3 separate regions of the Homo sapiens genome follow, and all the other regions are linked to region 1. Evidence: read pairs that join two places in POLR2A ChIA-PET (ENCODE). Cell type or tissue: PC-3. All regions are shown on one strand.

The links. ChIA-PET counts read pairs that join two places held together with the same protein. Peaks named below come from ENCODE experiments on the same cell type or tissue, not always from the same donor. Only the 100,000 strongest peaks of a DNase experiment are listed, where the experiment ranks them.
Region 2: POLR2A ChIA-PET joins it to region 1 with 5 read pairs; 3 of 35 experiments call an interaction of 5 or more read pairs at or near these places.
Region 3: POLR2A ChIA-PET joins it to region 1 with 5 read pairs; 16 of 35 experiments call an interaction of 5 or more read pairs at or near these places.

What each region holds. Positions count from the first base shown.
Region 1 is chr6:43,698,259-43,706,258 of GRCh38, reverse strand. It overlaps the pseudogene EXOSC8P1. Among named protein-coding and RNA genes, the nearest start is that of MRPS18A, 14 kb to the right of the region's middle. RefSeq lists a silencer at 3,168-3,267 and an enhancer at 2,370-3,355. In PC-3, no CTCF peak of the experiment used is centred here; DNase peaks (open chromatin) are centred at 1,288, 3,258, 3,578 and 6,498; H3K4me3 peaks cover 2,171 bases; H3K27ac peaks cover 5,126 bases.
Region 2 is chr6:43,966,750-43,974,749 of GRCh38, reverse strand. No RefSeq gene overlaps it. Among named protein-coding and RNA genes, the nearest start is that of LINC03040, 30 kb to the left of the region's middle. In PC-3, no CTCF peak of the experiment used is centred here; DNase peaks (open chromatin) are centred at 1,669 and 3,279; H3K4me3 peaks cover 244 bases; H3K27ac peaks cover 3,146 bases.
Region 3 is chr6:43,632,805-43,640,804 of GRCh38, reverse strand. It overlaps MAD2L1BP (MAD2L1 binding protein), which reads right to left and starts at 4,965. Exons shown (of 3, transcript NM_014628.3): 1 at 4,884-4,965; 2 at 4,159-4,424; 3 at 1-784. The coding sequence starts at 4,929. The coding sequence ends at 272. RefSeq lists enhancers at 2,413-3,199, 3,200-3,987. In PC-3, no CTCF peak of the experiment used is centred here; no DNase peak of the experiment used is centred here; H3K4me3 peaks cover 1,724 bases; H3K27ac peaks cover 925 bases.

The DNA.
Region 1 (8,000 bases):
GTACAGTTGCCTGAAGTTGCTAGAAAGAGACTATTTTAGCAGAAGTTAAGAAGAGAAGTTATTTGAATACTAGAACTTACCCAGCTGCAACTTCCTTTGCCGTGTTTGATGACACTTTGCTCATAGCTGACCTGACTGGAGAGGAGGAACATCTGGCAACTGGAATCTTAATAACAGTAATGGAAGAGGAAGCAGGCTCTGGTGTCCTCACCAAGCAGGTAAAAGTGGGCTGACTGGAGCTAGACTCCAGGACTAGATGAACCGAGCTGTTACAAGACACAAAGCTATTTAAAATGCAATGGATGAAGTAAATAGTATGAAACCCGAAGAAATGACCACCACATTTTCAAAGCAGATTTGTAAAAATTGTATTTGTTACACTGTGCACAAAACTTTTATACTATTAGCTGGGCGTGATAGTGCACGCCTGTAGTCCCAGCTACTCAGGAGGCTGGGGCGGAAGGGTTGCCTGAGCCCAGGAGGCAGAGGTTGCAGTAAGCCAAGATCTGCACTCAGACACTGTCTCAAAAAAAAAAAAAAAGAAAATTTTATACTCAATAAATATCAAACTACATTCTTCTGAAATATAGTTCTAGTATTTCTAGATGTTTCTAGTGTTTATGGTCACTTCACACATATATTATGTACAGTGAAACCATTTTTTTTTTCCTTTTCTTTCTGAGGCAGGGTCTCGCTCTGTCACCCAGGCTGGAGAGCAATGGCTTAGGCAAACCAACCCTAGTATGTTAAACCATTTCCCTGTTATTATTTAAAAACCATAGGATTGTGCTTCTCTATAAAGTGTGTACATTTAGCAGTGTAAAATACTGACACATTAAAAAACAAAAACAGAGGCCGGGTGCAGTGGCTCATGCCTGTAATCCCAGCACTTTGGGATGCCGAGGCAGGCAGATCACCTGCGGTCAGGAGTTTGAGACCAATCTGGCCAACATGGCGAAACCTCGTCTCTACTAAAAGTACAAAAATTAGCCAGGCGTGGTGGTAGTGTGCCTGTAATCCCAGCTACTCAAGAGGCTGAGGCAGGAGAATTACTTGAACCCGGGAGGCGGAAAAGCTTGCAGTGAGCTGAGATCATGCCATTGTACTCCAGCCTGGATGACAGAGCGAGAATCCATCTCAAAAAAAGAAAAAGAAAACAAAACAAAACTAAACAAAAAAAAAACAGAAAAAATAACGAGGAAGCTCTTGCTGCTCATGGTATGCTCACTAAGTAAATACAGTGCTAAGCAAATGCTGAGTAAATACAAAGCTAGGTGCAGAATACTGTGAATGGCATATTTACCAAAGAAAGGGGGAGGGTGTGGGAGTGGGGGAAGTGAAAACATGTTGATATACATTTGCTGCGTATACCTAGAATATCTCTGGGAAACCACATAAGAATCTGGTGAGGGGAGAAGGGGAGGGAGACTTTTCATTATATATACTTTCACACTCTTAAAATTTTAAAAGGCCGGGTGCGGTGGCTCACGCCTGTAATCCCAGCACTTTGGGAGGCCGAGGTGGGCGGATCACGAGGTCAGGAGTTCGAGACCAGCCTGACCAACATAGTGAAACCCTGCCTCTACTAAAAACACAAAAATTAGCCGGGCGTGGTGGTGCGTGCCTGTAATCCCAGCTACTCAGGAGGCTGAAGCAGGAGAATCGCTTGAACCCGGGAGGCAGAGGTTGGAGTGAGCCGAGATCATGCCACTGCACTCCAGCCTGGGCAACAGAGTGAGACTCCATCTCAAAAAAAAAAAAAATTAAAATATGAAAATATACCACTACAAACAAAAATGCTTTTTAAAAATCAAGATGAGGCTTAATTCTGCCTGGAGATTTATTTGATGGTAGTCCTCACCCACTGGCCCTCTTCCGAGGGCCCCATCTCCACTCCTCTCTGGCCAGTTGTCTCAGAGATAGATGCCAGCTTCCTCAAATCTTATGCAAAATTATCACTGTCTTGACTTCATCTTCACATAGTCAAGCCATGCCTTTTTCGCACAAAGGGCCCATTGCTGTGATTTCCCCACAAAAGAATCATTTCCCCAAGAGGAACCATGCCATGTCCCTAGAAAGCAGAAAGAGTGACAGTATCCTCTGTATTAAACAGCCCTGAAGTGTTTCTGCCAGGTCTGTTTCCATGCTTGCCTCTTCCGGCCTGGATTGTGGGTCTTGAGAGCAAAAACCTGTTTTATGCATCTCTGGGTCCCCGGCTTCATAGGTGATTCCAAATGCACCACATCCCTTCTTCAATGCCTGGCACAGCATGGTTCACACAGAGGACCCCTAGTAAATGTTTACCAGGTTGAGTCGCTTTGGTGAGGTGTGTGAACATGGAGAGATAAGACAGAGGGTGGAAGTTGGGCCAGATCTGGAGCAGAGCCAGAGGGTAATTAATAAAAACAGCTCACATTTATTGAGCATTTTACTACTTGCCAGGTGCTCTTCTCAATGCCTTTCTGCATTAGCTCATATAATCTTCACAACAACCCTACCAAGCAAGTTCCATTATTATCCCCATTGTACAGATGAGGAAACTGAGGCACAGAGCGACTAAGAAACAGTGTGTTGTTCAAATACTGTCATGTTCTATGGGTGCCATGATGTATCTGTGGCTAGGAAGTAGTTTTCTAGAACGTGGCTTTAAATTAGACTCACTCGGGGATCTTCTAAAACTCCTGATGCTCAGGCCACAAACTACACCAATTAAATCAGCATCTCTGGAGGATGAAATTGTCAATGGTAGTTTTTAAAGCTCCCCGAAAGATTCCAAAGCGCAACTGAATTTGGGAACTAGGGATCTGGGCCAAATCCTTTAATCCTTTATAATTAACGCACATGGAGATGTCACGGCGCAGAGAGAAGTGATTGCACAGGGGCACACAGGAGGGCAGTGGCTGAACCTCTGTCCTCCAGTGCCCAAGGTAGGTCTTCTTCTGCACCCCCAGCCCCTTCCTCCATGTTGCTGTAGGCACTGAGCTGGCAGGCTGCTAGGCCCACATGGATCTTACAGGTCTTGGCTCAAGGCTGGCTTGGAGGAAGATCCCCAGGACAGGCTAACTGATCCCCCTCATCCCAACGTGCCCCCATTCAAGCAGCTCCACAGGCTGGATGCCTTAGGGCAGAGCCCAACCTGGAAATTCTCCAGGCTTGGACACCACCCTGGATTTAGACAGAGCTCAGGGAGACTCAGGATGGGTGGGGCTTGGGGCAAAACACCACGGGAGTTGTGCCACAGTCACAGGCAAAAGAGCCGGGGCAGGCCCAGAGGCTAATTTCCCTGACCCCGCCCTGTGGGGCCTGTGTACTCCCCTCCTCCTCTCCCCACCCTCTGATGACGCACTGACCCCGGCCCTCCCCCTCAGTTCCCTCACCCCTCATTGGGAGGTGACGGAAATTCATTTCTGGCGGCCTGAGGGCTGTCAGCAACTTGTTTTCATTCTAGGGTCTGGCTGGTCCAGATAGGTCCATCCGGGCCCTATGTCACACAGGGGACACACACACAAACACACACACACACACACACACACACAAACACACACATTCACACACCCCAAACAGAACCTCTGGAGGAAAAGAAGGGAGGCACTCCAGGGGTTCTGAGTCACGGGATTCAGGGCATTCATAGCCAAATGCCACTCTTGGGAAAGCGGTGGAGCAGTTCACAAGGAAAGTCAAAGAGGCTGGACAGGGAACCAGTTCTCCTGTAGTCTTCCTCCGCTCTCCTCTAGCCCAGTGGTTCTCAACCCTGGCTGCACATAGAACCATTTAAGGAGCCTTTAAAAAACGCTGCTGCCTGGGCTCCAGCCCTGAGAGAGTTCAATTCAACTGTTCTGTTTAACTCCGGGGAGAGGCCAGGCCATCATCTTTTAATTCCCTGGTTGATGCTGATGAGCAGCCAGGAATGAGAGCCCTTGCTGATGGAATCATCCAGGCAGGATGGATTCACTCCCAATCTCACTGGGCAGATGGTCAGGGGAAGAGTCTGCCCTTTCTGTTGGAGAGGGGAGGGAGGTGTTGCAGGCAATATACCCCAAGACCTCATCTTCATGTCCATCATCAACACAATTCAGTAAAATGGTGGTTAAAGAACAGGAGCAGGTGCTCATTCTGGCTCTCCCCTTTCGTCACCTCGGACAAATTACTTGGCTTGTCAGAGCCTCAATTTCTTCATTCATAAAATGGAGAGAATAGTTGCCACCTAGGAGGTACTTGTGACAATTAAATGATTAAGTCTACACAGTCCTGAGCACATAATAAGCAATCAATAAAAAATAGGCTTTAATAATAAAAAAATGAAAGCCGGTTTGTACACCTATGTTCATAGCAGCTTATTCACAACAGCTAAAAGGCAGAAGCAACCCAAGTGCACATAAGCAAAATGTGGTTCGTACATGCAATGGAATATAACCTTAAAAAGGAAGGGAATGGCCAGGCGCAGTGGCTCACACCTGTAATCCCAGCATTTTGGGAGGCCAAGGTGGGTGGATCACTTGAGCTCAGGAATTTGAGACCAGGCTGGGCAACATGGTGAAACCCCATCTCTACAAAAAAATACAAAAAGTAACGGACATGGTGGCACATGTCTGTAGTCCCAGCTACTTGGGGGGCTGAGGCAGGGGGATCACTTGAAACCGGGAGGTGGAGGCTACAGTGAGCAAGATCATGTCACTGCACTCCACCCAGCCTGGGGGACAAAGTGAGACCCTGCCTCAGAACAAAAAAAAAAAAAGGAAGGGAATTCTGACACTTGCTGCAATATGGATGAACCTGAGGACATCATGCTAAGTGAAATAAACCAGTCACAAAGAGACAAATACTGAGTGATTCCCCTTATATGAGGCACCTAGAGTCATCAAATCCAGAGACAAAGTGAAAGCGTGGTGCCAGGGAAAGGGGAAGAAGAGGGAATGGGGAATTTGTGTAAATTAATGCAGAGTTTCAGTTTTATAAGATGAACAGAATTCTGGAGATAGAAGGTGGGGATGGTTGCCTAACAATATGAATTTTTTTTGTTTTGTTTTGTTTTGTTTGTTTTTTTGAGATGAAGTCTCACTGTGTCACCGAGGCTGAAGTGCAGTGGCGCAATCTCGGCTCGCTGCAACCTCTGCCTCCCAGTTCAAGCAATTCTCCTGCCTCAGCCTCCTGAGTAGCTGGGATTACAGGCACCCGCCACCACGCCCGGCTAATTTTTTTTTTTTTTAGATGGATTCTTGCTCTGTTGCCAGGCTGGAGTGCAGTGGCACGATCTTGGCTAACTGCAACCTCTGCCTCCTGGGTTCAAGCAATTCTCCCGCCTCAGCCTCCTGAGTAGTTGGGATTACAGGCACGTGCCACCACGCCCAGCTAATTTTTGTATTTTTAGTAGAGACGCAGTTTCACCGTGTTGGCCAGGATGGTCTCGATCTCTTGACCTTGCGATCCTCCCGCCTCGGCCTCTCTAAGTGCTGGAATTAAAGGCATGAGCTACTGCACCCAGCCAATTTTTTGTATTTTTAGTGGAGACAGGATTTCACCATGTTGGTCAGGCTGGTCTGGAACTCCTGACCTCAGGTGATCCACCCACCTTGGCCTCCCAAAGTGCTGGGATTACAGGCGTGAGCCACGGCGCCCAGCCATATGAATGTATTTAATACTACTAGAGCTATACATTTAAAAATGGTTAAGATGGGCTGGGCGCGGTGGCTCATGCCTGTAATCCTAGCACTTTGGGAGGCCAAGGCAGGCAGATCACCTGATGTTGGGAGTGCAAGGCCAGCCTGACCACCATAGAGAAACCCCATCTCTACTAAAAATACAAAAAATCAGCCAGGCGTGGTGGTGCATGCCTGTAATCCCAGCTACTTGGGAGGCTGAGTTAGGAGAATCGCTTGAACCCGGGAGACGGAGGTTGCAGTGAGCCAAGATTGTGCCATTGCACTCCAGCCTAGGCAACAAGAGTGAAACTCCATCTCAAAAAAAAAAAGTTAAGGTGGTAAAATTTATGCATATTTTGCCACAATTTTTAAGTTGGAGAAAGAAATAAAATAAATAAAAGACAAAATTAGCAATCCAGTTGCCCTGAGTGACTCTGTACTCCTAGAAAAGAGTGGACATATGGCCCTGGCTTCAGGCCTCCCCTTCTGAGATAGACACCAGGGGACAGATGCTCAATGAATGAACTCAGGATTTATGCTGATAATAAACAGGAAATAATAGATCGGTTTAAATATTTACATGGTGGTGTGCAGGCTTCAGGGCAAGGACATTACCAGGGAGGGGAGTGGGGGGTCAGACAGAAGACACAAAGAGAATGTAAATGTTAGTGGAACATGGGGCTGAAGCCACCCAGACGTGTCTTTCAAGCGCACTCAGGAAGAGAGGGACAACTGCAGGAGGGGAAAACCCCTGCCCAGGCTCAGGGAGTCTGCCAGAAGCCTGGGCCACCCCGTTCCTTCCTTCCAGGGGAGATCCTTGTTTACCTTGCGAGGCTGGAAGACAATGTAATCAAATTATGACTCATTATTCTAAATGACTTGTCTCCAGTGGAGAAGGCAGGCAGGGAGGCCGGGAAGGGGATACAAGTTGTTTTCCAGGACTTTGTTTGCTCATTTTCCAGCTCCCTCTGTCCCCAAGCCCTTTCCTCTCTTTCGGCCTCCCCCTGTCCTGGCCTCTCCCTCCCTCTTTCCCCACTCTGCTCTTTCCCCTCCATCTGCTCCTTGGGCATACCCAGGGTTGAGGGAGCAGAGCAGGTTCTTCTCAGTCTCGGCAGGTGACAATGAATAGGACAACAGGAATATCCTGCCCCCCAAGAAATCCCTTCCTCCCAACCAGAGAGCAAATGCAGTATCTCTATCTGGGATTGAAGTCAGGTCATTTGATTGAATAGGACTCTGTCTCTGACTTGCTGGGTCACTTTGGGCAAGTCACTTGTCCTCTCTGGAGCTAGTGTGAGTAGGGGGGTTCATTCCAGAAAGAGGAACCCCCTCTGCCTGCCCTTTCCTGCCTCCCAGAACTGGTGTAAGAATGAGAGGCCATCCCACCCATCAGAGACCCTCAGATCTCAGAGACTCAGGGGCCTGAGGCAGATGAAATACACAGGTTTTCAGCAACATTCCATCACCTCAGACACACCCCTGGTATCTAAGGTGATGGAATGGCCCTGAGCCCTGGACCCCGACAGAGATCTGGGGACCAACCTAGCCTGGAAGCAGTGTGCTGGATACCTACCTAATGGTCCATGTTCCCCCATCCCCCTCCCTGCCTTCATTCAAACGTGCATGCAGTTTCTGAGAGGAAGGCAGCAGGGCACAAGTCCCTTTAAAAGGTCAGATGGGAAAAAAAAAAGGGCAAAGAAACATTCTCTCTCTCCCTCCGTTCTGGCCAGCTGCCTCCCAATGACCCAGTAGGAGTAAGCAGAGAGGCCGGCTCCACTTCCTCCCCTGGGTTCTCACGTTCCATGACCTGGCAGCTCCTAGTGACAAATGCATCAGAAAATCTTCTCTGGATAGCTGCTCATAGAGCTAAAAAAAAAAAAAGTCTTCTCTGGGGTCAAAAGGAAACTGTAAGCAAATGGAAAAACATGGCATTTTTCCAAATATCGAGTTATAACAGCTCTCTCTCTCACACACACACACACACAAACACACACACGCGCACACACAAGCTGTCTGTGGAGCACATACCACATGGCATGAGTACCCATGTCCCAGGCAAAATCTAGTTTATATTATTTTAATATGAATACCCTCAACTTTAATAAATTCACCCTGAAACCATCAGATCCAAAGTTCACTCAGAGGTTTCTTCAAGTCATGAACAGTATTAATGAAGGAGTGTTGTGACTGCCCCTGTCCTGCCTGCCCTGCAGCCTTCTCATGCCCTGCACCCCCTGCCACCCCCACCTAAGCACGGTCTTCCTGGAGGGCTGCAGAAAAGAAAAGAAAAAAGAAAAGAAAAGAAACATTAAACCGTAGCAGTAGAGCAGATTGGAGGTGGGAAGCTTGAAGGCAATAGGA
Region 2 (8,000 bases), 270 kb before region 1:
AAAAATGGGTAAAGGACTTGTACAGACACTTCACCAAAGAGGATATAAAAATGACAAACGAACACATGAAAAGATATTCAACATTACTAACACTCAGAGAAATGTGAATTGAATCCATGATGGGATACCTCTACATACCTGTTAGAATAGCACATTAAAAAATGTAAAACCAAGAGCTGACAAGAACACAGAGAAACTAGTACTCTCATACATTGCTGGTGGGAATGTAAAATGGTACAGATGCTTTGTAAAATGGTTCGTCACTTTCTTGTAAAGTTAAATCTTTGAGTATACACTTACCATGTGACCCAGTAATCCCCCTCCTAATGTAGTTACCCTAGAGCAATGAAAACATCTCTTCACATGAAAACCTGTACCTGAATGTTCATAGCAACTTTATTTGTAATAGCCAAAATCTGCAAACTGCTCAAATGTCCTTCAATGGGTTAATGGTTAACAATGAAATACCACTGATTAGTACAAAGGAACAATATTGATAAGTGCAACAATATTTGGATAAATGTCAAAGACTTTCATACTAAATGAGAGAAGCCAGTCAAGATGTCACACACTGTAATTTCATTTACTTGATACTCTCAAAAAGACAAAATTATGGTGATGGAAAACATATTAGTATTTGCCAGGACTATGGGTGGGGTGAGGATATAACTATAAAACAACAGCATGAGTGCGTTTTTAGGGGATGATGGAGTTTTCCCGTATCCTGATGATGGTGGAGGATACACACATCTGCACATGTTCAGATCCATAGAACCGTATACCAGAAGAAAAACAGTAAATTTTACTGTATGATAATTTAAAAAACCCAGTAGTGTGGACAGAAGTTCCGAGAGAGAGACGCTTGGCTCTTGGAGAACAGACTCATATTTCAGAGAGGTTATTCTTGTACTGTGAAAAAGTTAGCACCACGCATAGAACTTCATAAATGCTCAATAAATCAACAGTTACAATAAAGAGGTTAATAGATTCTGAACTCAGTGAGTCTAGAAAGTGATGTCGCCAAGAAACGAATCACTAGATTCTGCTGGGAAGTGGATTCCTGAAGTCAAAGCAGGGTGCCAGAAGATGCTCAAAGCTAGCTGGGAGGTAGAAATGCCCCCAGAGGGAGAGATAGCATGTGGCCCACAGGCCTAGGGAGCTAATTCCAGACCTTCTTCCATTGTCAGACCTTGCTCAGAGCTGCCCAGGAGGCTGAGTCTTCACGGGTGAAGGAGGAAGTGGTAGGCTCTGAAGGAGCTCTGTTCCCTCCTGCTCACCTCCCAGGTGGCCCATAGCCATGACCTACTTTTCCTACCTGTTGGTGCAGGTGAGTTCCCTTGCCCACAGCTATTTTTATCCAGCGGGATTCCCAGCTATTTTTACCAGCCTGGCCTTGACTGTGGGGTTGGGGTTCTTGCCCTATGGGAGACCCTGATGGACATTCCCTCCCCTCCCTCCCATCAAGAACCAATTGGTCTTCCCACAGCTGCTCCAGCCAGAGGAGATACCCTCAGAGATCTCTCCTGCTGCAAAACCTGCAAGGGCTCACCACTGTCTGCAGAATAAAGCTCCAACTCTTTTACTTGCACATTCAGAGCTCTCCCTGACTTGGAGGCCAGCTTCCCTTCAGCGTCATGTCTCTCCACAGCTGATGCTGGAGGAGCCAGCCAGCCCAGGCTCCTTGCCAGATGCCTACAAGGCCTCTCGATTTCCTGCTTGTGTGCATGCTGTCAGGAATGTCCTTTCCCTTTCCATTTCCACTGGGCAAAACTGAACCCATCCGCTGGGCCCAGCACTAATGCACCTCCCCCAAGGAACCCTCCTTCATTCCTCACCTGCTAGAGAACTATACTACCTAATTTTAAGACTTAGTATAAAACTACAGTAGTTCTGGGACCTCTCTGCTCCCTCTGCCTCAGAGGATGGCCAGCTAGGGATATGTTCTTGGCACCGGCTCTTGCCCATCTCTGGCCCTGCACCCTGCACAGGATGTATATGAGTAGAATGTTGTGGCCTCTCCTACATCTTCCAGGCTGCTTTCTTTCCCCAAGGCAGGGTGGAGTCCTCTGCCATCTTCAGGCTGCCAGACTCTCCACCTCCGTGAATCAGCAAACCTTTCCAGGGCCAGCAGTGGGCTCAGCACTTTTTTGAGTGCTTTTCGGAGCGTGTGAGGGAGGAAGTCAGAGAAGCCACACTTGGCATAAAGGAGCCAGGGCATGCAGACCTGAAGCTCCAGGGACTACTCATGTGGCAGGGTGTACCCAGGGACCCCAGAGGTGCTCTCTCACCTCCCTTCTAACCACTGCCTCATCTTCTCCCTTTTCCTGGAGAGCTGCGCCCCTTCCCCATGGCCTGCCTTCCATGCTGTCCTCACCCCACAGCCCAGCCTGGTTCCTGCCCTCTGCTGTCCCTGCTAGAACCTCCTGGGCACCAAATCTGGAGGGTCCAGTTTGAGTTTTTATTTCCTTGGCCTGCTCAGGGCCTCCCCATGCTGACTTCCCTCATTACTAGGATGCCCGTCCTCCTAGGTCTCCCCATGTTGACCTCCCTCATTTCCAGGATGCCTGTCCTCCTGGGTCTCTGTTTTTGTTTTCTTGAAGGGCTCCCAACCCTCTGCTGGTCCCTGGGAGGTTGGGAGTCCTCAGGGTAAGATGGGGGCTGCTTCTCTTCTCCCAGAACCCACTCAAGGTCTCAACCATCAACACTGGCCCCCAAATCCATTCCTCTACCTCAGGTTTTCCTTCCTGAGCTCCAGATCCCTGAAGTTCTCATGGGCCCCTCAAAAGTAACATGATCTAAACGCAAGTCATCACTTTCTCTGGCGGTCCCTCCTCAGCTCCACCCCAGCCAACAGCACCCTGTGGATCCACTTTGCAGTTTGGGGCCTTCTCCCTCTCTCTGCTGACTTAGCTTCCTACACATAGCAGGCCAGGCCCTCTTTTTCTCAATTACTGCCACCACTTCCTGCCCAGCTCCTGTCTCCTGCCTTTCCCATTCCCATTCATTCTCATTCAGCAGCCCCAGGGAGCTTTTCAAAGTACAAACCTGGGCCGGGTGTGGTGGCTCAGGCCTGTAATCCCAACTACTCTGGAGGCTGAGGTGGGAGGACTGCTTGAGCCTAGGAGGTTGAGGCTGCAGTGAGCTATGATCACACCACTGCACTCTAACATGGGTGACAGAGTGAGACCCTGTCTCAAAAGAAAAGAAAAGAATAAGAAAGTACAAGCCTGGCATGATCCTCCTGAAAATCTGTTGTTTGCAGAAGCAAGTCCACGTGTCTTTTGGAAGCAGGCCAGGTATGCGCAGTACCGGTGAAGCCAGGCTGCTGGCTGTGTGACTTGGGCAAGTGCCTCTCCCCTCTTGAGTCTCCTTTTCCTTCTTTGTAAGGTCTGTCTACCTCCTAGGGCAGTTCTGAGAACCATATGAGATAACACACATAATGGGTCTAGAACTGTGCTGGCCTGCAGGGGTGCTAAAACAGGGGTGTTAGCGTTACTAGCTGCTTCTTCTCCCCAAGCTCCCTGTGGCTTCAACTCTTGCCTTGTTCCTATATGATAATGCAGCCAAACCTTTGTGCCTCTACCCCTCTGACCTTACTCTTCTTTCTGCAGGATATGCCCCCTACCACAGGCTTAGCTCACCTACAACTTTTCCTACTTCAAGGCTCAGAATGAGTTCCAGCCCTCCGTAGCACCACTGACTCCTTGCGGTTCTAGCATCTAGCGCCCTATTGGGCCTCAGCCCCTGGGGGGCAGAGCAGGAAGCTGTCAGTACACCCCATCAGTTGCAGAGACCTCAGGTCTCAGGACAGGGTGTGACCTAGAAGGGAGCTTCCAGCTTGAGGCCCTGGTGTGGGAGTGCTGTCCATATATGTCTCCCCAGTGGACTCAGGTCACAAAGTGTCCACCAAGGAGGGATGGGTCCCCTTCGTGGGAGAAGTGCTCTCTCCCTGGTGTCAAGAGAGGTTGCCAGCACCAATAGGCCAGGCTCTACAGGGAGCTCACTCAGACACCAAGGACCAGGCCAGGCCCCTGCATGGGGCTGTCCTGGTCTTCCAAGACAGCTTCAAGCATGTCAGGAACAAGGAGGCAGCTGTGGGTGGAACACACACCTGCTGATGGACAAGGAAGCTCTCACAGGGGAATGTGGGAGAAAGGGAGAACTTTCCTGGAAGTCTAGGCTGGAAGTAGCAGGAGGAGGGTAATGGGAGGATGAGAGGGACAAATCTGAATGATCTTCAGTGATGACCTCGTCCTGCCTGCCTGGTGTTCCCAGGGTCTCTAGAGCTGCACTGTCCCATACAGCAGCCACTAGCCCCATGTAGCTACTTAAATTAAAATGAAGTAAAAGTAAAATCCAGTTTTTTGGTCACATAAGTCATATGGCAAATGCTCATGGCTGCCACACTGCATAGCACAGATACAGAAGGACTCTTTCATCACAGAGAGTTGTAGCTTGAGTGCTAGCATTGTTCCAGAGCCTGGCTGCCCCGATTCAAACCATCACTCTGCTACTGCTAAGTTTAGGCAAATTACTGGACTGCTCTGTGCCTCAGTTTCCCCATCTCTAAATGGGGATCATGACAGTTATTGAGAAGGTTAAATGAGTTAAATATATGTAAAGTACTTAAAACAGTGTCTGGAACATGGAACAGGAATTGTGAATCTGCTGGTAGAGAAAGATACAGCTATGCTAAGGCATTAAAAAGATATTACTGACTTTTTGGAAGGGCATATAAAATTCATATATACAGGAAAAAGCCACCCACACAGCCGACCCTCAGCCGCCCATGTCACTCTGCCATTAGAAGCCTGTGCGTGCCTTGTTTGCTAAGATAGCATCATCACCTCCCTTCCGCAGAAGAGGCAAAGGACCTGCTCAAGACCAGCAAGGTTTGAGAAGGGAACCAGCTCTCTGGCTCCAGGCCCAGAGCTTACCTCCACTGCCTTAGGTGGTGCCCATGATTCCTTATTTCCTTAAACGTGCCCCACAGGCGCCCCTCCTTTGATGATGTATGTTACTGCCTTATCTCGCCCACCATTAGGAAGTCCTTTCTCATGTCTGATCTCAGTCCCACCACTTGTGGTGCAACCCCTATATCTAAGGCTGCCTGCATGGAGATAGCACAGGACCGGAGGGGGTAGCGGGTAGGGAGACGGGAAAAGGCTTCTCTGTGATCTAGTTCCAGAAACCACTCTCACTGAGGAAGTCAGTTCATCCTGATATTTAACTTTAGCCCCACCATGGGTCAAGCCTGTTCTTCCTGCCTATCCTTGGAGGACATGGGGCATTTACCCCAGGGCTTCCATATCTGCCCTGCAGAGATAGGAATCAAGCCCTTGTACTTCCTGACTTGACTCTTGGCAGGGGGACTCCAGGGTTATATATAAGGTAGACTCAGTGCTAGCCCAAGCAAAAAGGCACATCTCAACCCTGACTATCCAGGGAAGGCTAGTACTCCAGCAAATCCTGTACGGACTATGCTGCCCATTGCACAGATGGGGAAACTGAGTCCCTGGGCAAATGAGGAGCTTTCCCCCAAGCACACAGCCAGGAAGACTGTGTTCATTGCAGTCCTCTCCCCACTCTACCCAGGTCGCAGGAAAGCACTGGCAGTTTGCAGGATCCCTGAGCCTGAGCCATAGGTGCCGAAAAAGCAGCTGATTGACTGTCCTTTATAACTTCAAAGCAAGTAGCATCATCTTTGTCTCCTTAAGATCCAACATGGAGTTTAAGAGAGAAGTCAGAAAGAACCTGCTGACAGTAGGAAATGAGGGAAACTGTGGAATTCACTTTTCTGAGGGCATTTTAACTAACAGATACGCAAGCAAGTCTGCCTAGTCCAGCAGTTCAGGTTGTCTGCTGTATCAGAGGATGAAATTTCTTTAATTCAAACTGACATTTTCAAAAGGGTTGTGGGGGTGGGTGCTGTGGACTAGCCACCCTTGTACCATGCTTTGACTGGTCTGGCCTGGGAGAGAAGCGGTGGTGCCCGTCCCTACTCTTGCTCCTGGCCTTGTCTGCTCCCTGCCTTGCCCCCCTGCCCACCTTGGCTGCCTCCGGTCTCCCGTGATTGAAATCTCCCTGCTGGTCTCAGAGCTGACCTTCCCGCCTTTAATTCAATCAGGAATCACAAGCCCTTTTAATATAGGAAATAAAAGGCTGGCTGCTGAGCAGGCTGCACCTGATTGACGGGGCTGCCAGCTTGGTCAGGCTGGCCTGGGGAGGGGGCATAGACCCGTGACCTCAGCTGGCCTCTCTGGGGTAGGAATGCTCCCCCGAGCCTGGGGAACAAAGGAGGACCACCCCCCTCCTGATTCCCAGCAGAGGAGGGACCAAGGCCACATGGTAGGGGGTGGCTGCTGGCTGGCCCAGAGAAGCTGGGGAATGTCAAGCTCTCACTGCAGCCTGAGGGACTTGGGGTAGACACGAGGGAGGACTTTGCAACTGACTAATTCCTCTGTTCTTGTTATGTGATTCTGGGTTGATGCTCCAAAGTATTGCAACAACGCATTTTTATTTTCCAAAAAAGTAGAAGGGGTGCCAGAGGAATCAATGCTAGCTTTTCTGGACTTTGGTTTCTCATCCATATATAAAGGTGGGCAGGGACCCAGCCACCGGGCTGTTGTGAGCATTAAATGAGTTAATGAAAGCTCACTGGCACATAATAATCGCTCATTAAATTATAGCTAATAACATTCTTAATAATTTATTCTTCTAGAGGCATACAGAGGTCTCCACTTCTACTTGGAAGTGGAGGAGACTTGGGGGAGAGAGTCCAGGGTCCTGGGCCCTGTTGCTTGCTTTCTCTCCTTGGAGACAGCCCAGGACAGGTCCCGTCAGCACCTAGGTTCCTTCCCCGGGGGAGGCAGGCTGGGGCAGTGGAAAGCTGCCTGCTCAAGGAGTAGAATTCTGGTTCAGCATATTTTGGCCTCACTTCTCTGAGCCTTAGTTTCTTCCTTTGGAAAATGGGCTAGTAGCACCTACCTGGTAGGATTGCTTTGATGCTCTTTAAAGTGCCCAGGCCAGAGCCTACCAAGTATTAATAGGAGGTGCTCAGATTGTGGTACCTCTCTCTCCTGAGCCCCCAATCAAGTGCTCAGCCCAGCCTACCCGAGTGGTTTTGGCTTCCATCCTGAACCTACCCTGGCCCTATGGGAAACCCCATTTCCCTGTGATCTGAAGCTGAGCTCTAAGAGGCCACTACCCTGTTCCTGTTCAACCATATTGCATAAATGTCCTATGGCCTGATTCCCACAGGGTTCTGCCTGTGGCCAGGATCTGCCTCAGATGCTCCTTCCACTGTGGCTGGTTTTACTTTCCAGAGGTGAATGAGCCTGTAGAATGAACCACCTTAGGGCAGGCGGAGATGGCTGGCAGCTCCCCATGTGTGTACAGCCCAGTGCCTAGCATGAAGAGATGCTCAAGGAGGTCTCTCCCCAAAGTCTGCCCCACCCTCCTGTCCTAGGCGTATTATAAAAACATATACTATAACATCATTCTTTGGTTTCTCAATAAGCAATGCTACACAGCTCCTGTATAAAATATGTTTGGCGATAAAGGTAATAGTCACAGTGGACGCCCACTTGAGCTTCAGGCTTACTCCGTGCTAGACTTGGTGTTGAGTGCTTGAGACACACTGTCTCTCTCCTACTTCCCTATGAGGTAGAGATTGCACTGCATCTTTGAGGAGACTGACACTCAAAGAGGTTGAGTAACTTCTCCAAGCTGACCCAGCTACTAAGCAGCAGTGCTGGGATCTGAATCCAAGCCCATTGTCAGCCCTCTGCAGACTTGGCTGGGCAGTTCGTAGAAGAGTCTCACGTCCGTTGTTGCATTTGATGGCGTAGCAACCTCAGGGTTTTGCCAAGTGTGTGATTGTCATTATTATGATCCCATCCTACAGGAGAGGAAATGGAGATTCCCACATCACACAGTAAGTAAAGATGGGACAGGGACTTGCACTTCCGCACTGTGCTCAGGTCTCCACTGTAAGCACA
Region 3 (8,000 bases), 65 kb after region 1:
TTCCAACTCCTAATAGAAATGCCTGACCCAGCACCCTCTGGGAAAATCAACCTTTGATTCAAAGAGATGTTGTTCAGCAATGATTACAGTCACAGTCACAGCCACATGCCATCAGCCTATCAGGAAATCTGAGGGGAGGCAGACAACCAGAAGGAGAGTTGCTTCCTCTCTCACCAGGAAGCAACTCTAGCTCCAAACCAGATGGGTGATTCAGCGCCACATGGAGAAAGATAATTCAGCCATTGTGTTTTTAGGATTAAGAAGCACTCATTCACTCGCGGAAGCCTTTAAATGTCACTGGTGCCTGGAACCAAATGTAGTCTTCCCAAGCCGTGGTTCGGATGGAAGGTCTGCCACATGACAGGGTCACAGTCAGTTTATGGCCCCGGCTGGGCACTCGATAGTTGAGCTTGGGTCGAAACCAATCTTCTCCACAGTTGCGGTGTCCCTGTGCCATGACGACGGTGCCCATGAGTGGAGGAGCCTGAAGCTCGCTAAAGGCATCAGCCATGAATATGGCTCGGAAGAGACGGCGCAAACAAGCTGCTGTGCTCAGGCTCTGGTCCACGCTGTAGGGGGCCAGCAGAGACAAGTCGAGTTCATAGAACTCCTTGGGGCTTAGGGCATTGCCCCCAAGGAGAATCAGCACTCGCGGTACTAGTGTCCGTGCAAAGAAGTCCTCCAGGTGGCTGAGGACACTCTCCAGTTCTGCCAGGGCTTGTTGGCATTTCCTGCTGCTCACCTCAGTGGTGGCCCGAGGTTTCTTCTTCAGCATCTCCTCTGCCTGTGAGGACAAAGAATGGTGGGAGAGAAGAACAAGGCAGGGGGAAGCTAATGCTCTTTGAAAAGAACCCTGCTGGGATGTGTACATAGACTTACAGGACTTAATTTCTAGCTCAATGAACCGCCACAGCCAAAACACTGTGTTTTATCAGAGGGTATTATACTGAAAAGGAAAATATATTATTTGTACAAAACCATAATTCTCCCACATTTAGAACAGCAAACACAGTGTTCTGAAGGTGGAGGATATCCAGATATAAGCAACTAAAATAGAAATTTGGTGACATGACAAAGTGACAACAAATTTTTGCTGTATGGGGAGTGATAACAGGAATGAGGATTATTTGGTCTAATAAACATGACTTTGAACTTGTTCTTCCACTTAAACATAGTAAACTGAACACATGCTTATTTGCACTTCCACCTGAAATATTACAAAATGAGAGAAAAGAAATTAAGAAACAAATGAAGGAAAGAAGAGGAAAGACTGACAAAGAAAACTCCCAAGAGGAAAGAACTGGAAACTACACAACACTAGCCAAATGCAAACACAGAAGTTTTGGAAGATAGAAGATGAAGAGTTGGCTGGGCGCAGTGGCTTACGCCTGTAATCCCAGCACTTTGAGAGGCCGAGGCGGGCGGATCACAAGGTCAGGAGATCAAGACCATCCTGGCTAACATGGCGAAACCCTGTCTCTACTAAAAATACAAAAAATTAGCCGAGTGTGGTGGTGGATGCCTGTAGTCCCAGCTACTAGGGAGGCTGAGGCAGGAGAATAGCCTGAACCCAGGAGGCAGAGCTTGCAGTGAGCTGAGATCACGCCACTGCACTCTAGCCTGGGTGACAGAGCGAGACTCTGTCTCAAAAAAAAAAAAAGAAAGAAGATGAAGAGTTAAGAGTTCAAGAGAGCTGAATACCAAGTGCTGACAGAAGGGACCCCCAAGGGATGCAAACTGATCCACACAGCAGAACCCCAGAAAGGTTTAGGAAGTGGTGATACAGGCACCACAGAGGCAAGAGTGAATATAGGGGAAATGAATGAAAATCTGTGTGAAGATGCTTAGATCATCTGCCAAATTTCTCCCCCATCCAGAGGGAAGACTTTCCAATCCCCACAAAGAGATCACCAGGTTCCCACCTAATCTCCTTATAGTGAAGTCTATCAGCTCATAAGGCCCAGGCATGCACACACAGCTTGCAATGATTTATTCTTTTTTTTTTTTTTGAGACAGAGTTTCGCTCTTTCGCCCAGGCTGGAGTACAGTGGCGCAATCTCGGCTCACTGCAACCTCCGCCTCCCGGGTTCACACCATTCTCCTGCCTCAGCCTCCCGAGTAGCTGGGACTACAGGCGCCCACCACCACGCCCGGCTAATTTTTTGTATTTTTAGTAGAGACAGGGTTTCACCATGTTAGCCAGGATGGTCTCAATCTCCTGACCTCGTGATTCGCCTGCCTCAGCCTCCCAAAGTGTTGGGATTACAGGCGTGAGCCACCGCGCCCGGCCAATTTATTCTTAAATATTCACCAGACACAGAATAAAACTCTCCAACATGAAAGTCAAAGTCCAGAACAAAACAAATGGGGAATGGATTCTAGAAGAAACTGAGATGCCGCAAGGAACAAAGAAAAACTTAAAAATTCAATAATTAATATCCTCAGGCAAAAGAAGTTCATGGCCTGGCGCAGTGGCTCACACCTGTAATCCCAACAACACTTTGGGAGGCTGAGGCAGGTGGATAACCTGAGGTCAGGACTTCGAGACCAGCCTGGCCAACATGGTGAAACTCCATCTCTACTAAAAATACAAAAATTAGCCAGGTGGGCCAGGAGCAGTGGCTCACGCCTGTAATCCCAGCACTTTGGGAGGCCAAGGCGGGCGGATCACTTGAGGTCAGGAGTTTGAGAGCAGCCTAGCCAACATTGCGATACCCTGTCTCTACTAAAAATACAAAATTTAACCAGGTGTGGTGGCACATGCCTGTAATCCCAGCTACTTCGAGGCTGAGGCAGGAGAATCGCTTGAACCCAAAGTGGAGGTTGCAGTGAGCCGAGATCGCTCCACTGCACTCCAGCCTGGGCCACACAAGAGCGAGACTCCTTCTCAAAAAAAGAAACAAACAGGCGGAGCACGGTGGCTCATGCCTGTAATCCCAGCACTTTGGGAGGCTGAGGCAGGCGGATCACCTGAGGTCAGGAGTTCAAGACCAGCCTGGCCAACATGGTGAAACCCCGTCTATACTAAAAATACAAAAATTAGCTGGACATGGTGGCGCATGCCTATAATCCCAGGTACTCAGGAGGCTGAGACAGGAGAAGCACTTGAACCTGGGAGGCGGAGGTTGCAGTGAGCCAACATGGCACGACTGCACTCCAGCCTGGGTGACAGAGTGAAACTCCCTATCAAAAACAAACAAACAAACAAAAAATTAGCTGGGTGTGGTGGTGCATGCCTGTAATCCCAGCTACTGGGGAGGCTGAGGCAGGAGAATCACTTGAACCTGGGAGATTGGGGTTGCAGTGAGCTGCGATCATGCCACTGTCCTCCAGCCTGGGTGACAAGGCGAGACTCTGTCTCAAAAAAAAAAAAAAAAAAGAAGAAAAAAGAAGTCCATACAGAAATTAAACAACAGGATGCTATTAAAGAAACATGCAGGCCAGGCGCGGTAGTTCACGCCTGTAATCCCAGCACTTTGGGAGAGGCCAAGGCGGGCAGATCACTTGAGGTCAGGAGTTCGAGACCAGCCTGGTCAACATGGTGAAACCCCGTCTCTACCAAAAATACAAAAATAAGCTGGGCATGGTGGCACGTGCCTGTAATCCTAGCTACTGGGGAGGCTGAGGCATGAGAATCGCTTGAACCTGGGACATGGAGGCTGCAGTGAGCCGAGATCACGCCATTGCATTCCAGCCTGGGCAACAAGAGAGAGACTCTGTCTCAAAACATAAAATAAATAAATTAATTAAAATACAAAAATTAGCTGGGTGTGGTGGCAGGAGCCTGTAATCCTAGCTACTCGGGAGGCTGAGGCAGCAGAATCGCTTGAACCTGGGAGGCGGAGGTTGCAGTGAGCTGAGATCTCGCCACTGCACTCTAGCCTGGGCAACAGAGCAAGACTCTGTCTCAAAAGAAAAAAATGCAAAGAGCCAGTTCATTAAGTCCAAATGCAACACGTGAGTTTCAGAAAGAAAGAACAGTTGAAAAAGCCAGAAGGGTTAGGCTACCAAAGACTAGAGTGGGGAGAAAGTGACCGAAGCCCTGGAAGCTGCTTATTCTCTCAGGCTTTGAAGATTTCTTAGACCCCCTTTCTACCTGCCTCCCATCTAAGAGCCACAAAGTCTTCCCACCAACTTGCTCCCAAAGCCTGTGCCTACCTGGGGAGAAGGTTTTCGGTAAAAGTGCTTAAGCTGTTCATAGGGCAGAGGGAGCTGCTGGCGTTGATACATGATATGCTTTAGAAGTTCACAAGTAAACTGACAGCAGCCTTCCTGGCTCACAGGCCCAGGAAACACCACTGGTACCATGCAGTCTCTTGGGCAAAAGGCCTCCGAAGCGTTGAGAGGTTCCTGCGTAGAGCTTGTCTCAAGTAGTTCTATCTGGGAGGCGTGAGTTTCTTCGGACTTCTCATACCACTCCAAATCTGGTAGATGAAAAGAGGGACAAGAGAGAAAAATTAAAAACCTAAAAGCCAGTCAGTCTTCTCATTCCCTGTGGCCGACAAACCAGCCACCCTGAAAAAGCAGGCACTCCGACATACGCCCATATCCTCCGCAGCCTACAGTATGGGCCGTGGCAGGGAGAGATTCCTGATCCCTGTTGCCTGAGGAGATTTAATCGACTGCAAGATAGTGGGGGGATTTCGGAGGGCTCCCCGCTCAGAAAGCTGCGGGACTTGATCTGGGGAAATGAGTCAAAAGTGTAGTCAAGCAGGGTCCAGTGCGACCCAGGGCGATGGAGTCACAGCCAGAGCCGTGTAGGACACCCGGAAGACAGGGAAGACGGGCTAGGGAGAGGACCAGCGGATAAACGAATGGATGGCGCGGCGGTAGGGAAGAAACAAGTCCCCAAGGCTCCCCAAACTCTTGGCCCCACGCCTTACCAGGGACTGCGGCTGAGGACAGAACCTCCGCCTCCGGCGCCGCCATCACGACCTCCCCTCCGCTACTCCTTGCGGTTAGAATAAAGGTCTCGCGGGGCATCATGGGAAGCCCGCGCCTCCACTTCCGGCTCAGTTGGGTCGGAAAAAAGGCGCGGCGTCGCCGCAGTGTGGGGGAGGTTAAGTGGAGCTGGGATTTGAACCCTGCGTTCCTCCTTTAACACCCTGGCAAATGTACGCCTAACCCTTGCCCAGCAGGGAACCCAGGAGTTCTCAGCCACTGAGCGCTGCTTTCTAAAAGACACCAGCCCTCTTGCATCTATTCACTCCAGCATTCACTACTCACTGTGCACCTACTTCGTGCCAGGCCCTGTCCTAGGTGCTGGAGACAGCGGAGAACAAGCCAGGCGCGGGCCCCGTGCTCAAGGGGTTCACTGCCTGTAGATACAATACAATGTGATGAATTATACAGAAAAGTGTACACGGGGTGTGGAAGTGAAAAACAAGGGTGGCTGACCCACAGAGGGTAGGGGCTGGGAAGGAGTGGTCCCAGAAGAAATGTGTGAAGCTGTGACCTGTAGGATAAGTCAACAAGGTAAAGAGGAGGGCCTAGTGCTCCTGGAGACCTTGAGACAAGAGCATACTCTGTACAAGGAATGAAAAGAGTTCATATTATAAAGAGTTAAGGCTGTAGTGAATAACAGGAGCCAGATCATGGCAGGACCGTATAAGCCACGTGAGAGTTTGGACTTGATCCTGTAGGCAGATGGGGAAGCCTTGAAAGGTTTAAGTAGGAGAGTGGCATGATTAAATTTACATCTTATAAATTTAATCTCTACCCTGGCTGCAGGATAGAGATTGGATTACAGAGAGGATAAGAGAGGAGGCAGGGATACCAGTTAGAGGTAGTGCAATTACCCGAGTACTTGATGAAAGCAGCCTAACCTAGCGTAGTCACAGTGGGGTGGAGATAATTGGGTAAACTCGAGATATTTAGGAGGTCCAGTGAACATAACTTGGGGATTGATTTACAAGGAGGAGGAGGAATAGAAATAGACTGAGAAGAGGCCAGGCACGGTGGCTCACGCCTGTAATCCTAGCACTTTGGGAGTCCAAGGCAGGTGGATCACGAGGTCAGGAGTTTGAGACCAGCCTGGCCAACATGGTGAAACGCTGTCTCTACTAAAAATACAAAATTTAGCCAGACATGGTGGCATGCACCTGTAATCCCAGCTACTCAGGAGGCTGAGGCAGGAGAATCGCTTGAAGCCGGGAGGCGGAGGTTGCAGTGAGCTGAGATCGCACCACTATACTCCAGCCTAGGTGACAGAGTGAGACTCCATCTCAAAAAAAAGAAAAAAAGAAAAAAAAGAAAGAGACTGACAAGAAAACAAGCAGGTTTCTGACTTCAGCAATTGTATGGGAAATTGTACCATTCAATGACAGAGGGAAGCAGGGTGCCGAGGCCAGGAGTTCAATACCAGCCAGGACAAGATTGGGGACCCTGTTTCTGCAAAATTAAAAATTTTTTTTTAAAGTTAGCCAGGTGTGGTGGTGCACAACTGTCGTCCTGGCTATTCTGGAGGCTGAAGCAGAGGATTGCTTGAGTCCAGGAGTTCGACACTTACAGTGAGCTATGATCATGCCACTGCACTTCAGCCTGGGCAGCAGAGCAAGACCATGACTCAAAAAAAAAAAAAAAAAGAAAAAAAGAAAAAAAAAAAGGATGGAGGAAACACTAAAATAGGAAATAAGACCAGGTTTGTTGGGGTGGGAGGTGAGTAGGAGAAAAGATGAGTTCAGCTTTTCACAGATTGAATTTGACATCTCCATAGGATAATGAATAGAGATATTTAGGAATGCCATTTGCAATAAAGGTATGTATTTAAGAGCCATCAGCATGTTAGTGAATAAGATCACCCAGGGAGGGTGTAGAATGAGAATGGGCTAGGATATTGAAGACACTAATGTTTAGGGGATGACCAGAGAGACAGAAGCTATGGAGAAGACTAAAGAGTACCCACAGGAGGATAAAGAAAAATAGACAAATGGCCGGGCAAGGTGGCTCATGCCTGTACTCCCAGCACTTTGGGAGGCTTAGGTGGGAGGATTGCTTGAGCCTGGGAGGTTGAGGCTACAGTGAGCTGTGATCGCACCACTGCCCTCCAGCCTGGGTGACAGAGGGAGACCCTGCCTCCAAAACCAAAATAGACAAGTGGGGCCAGGCATGGTGGCTCATGCCTGTAATCCCAGCACTTTGGGAATTCAAGGCAAGGGGAGTGCATCAATCCAGAAGTTTGAGACCAGTCTGGGCAACATAATGAGACCTTGTCCCTACCAATAAATAAATAAATAAATTAAATAAGTGTCAGGTCATGGAGGCCAAGAAAAGGGCGTGTTTCAGGAAGTAGGGACCAGAGGTCAAAACACACTATAAAAGTACAGCAATTAGAGGCCAGGCACAGTGGCTCACGCCTGTAATCCCAGCACTTTGGGAGGTCGAGGTGTGCAGATCACCTGAGGTCGGGAGTTTGAGACCAGCCTGACCAACATGGAGAAACCCCGTCTCTACTAAAAATACAAAATTAGCCAGGCGTGCTGGTGCATACCTATAATCTCAGCTACTTGGGAGGCTGAGGCAGGAGAATCCCTTGAACCTGGGAGGCGGAAGTTGTGGTGAGCTGAGGTCATGCCATTGTGCTCCAGCCTGGGTGACAGAGTGAGACTCCGCCTGGAAAAAAAAAAAAAAAAAGTACAATGATTAAAATACTGGGTCTGACTGGGCATGGCAGCTCCAGCCTATAATCCCAGCATTTTGGGAGGCCGAGGTGGGAGAATTGCTTAAGGGCAGAGGGATTGCTTGAGTCCAGAAGTTTTTTGTTGTTGTTTGTTTGTTTGTTTTTAGATGGAGTTTTGCTCGTGTTGCCCAGGCTGGAGTGCAATGGCGTGATCTTGGCTCACTGCAACCTCTGCCCCCAGGGTTCAAGCAATTCTCCTGCCTCAGCCTCCCAAGTAGCTGGGATTACAGGTGCCCACCACCACACCCAGCTAATTTTTTGTATTTTTAGTAGAGATGGGGTTTCACCATGTTGGCCAAGCTGGTCTTGAACTCCTGTCCTT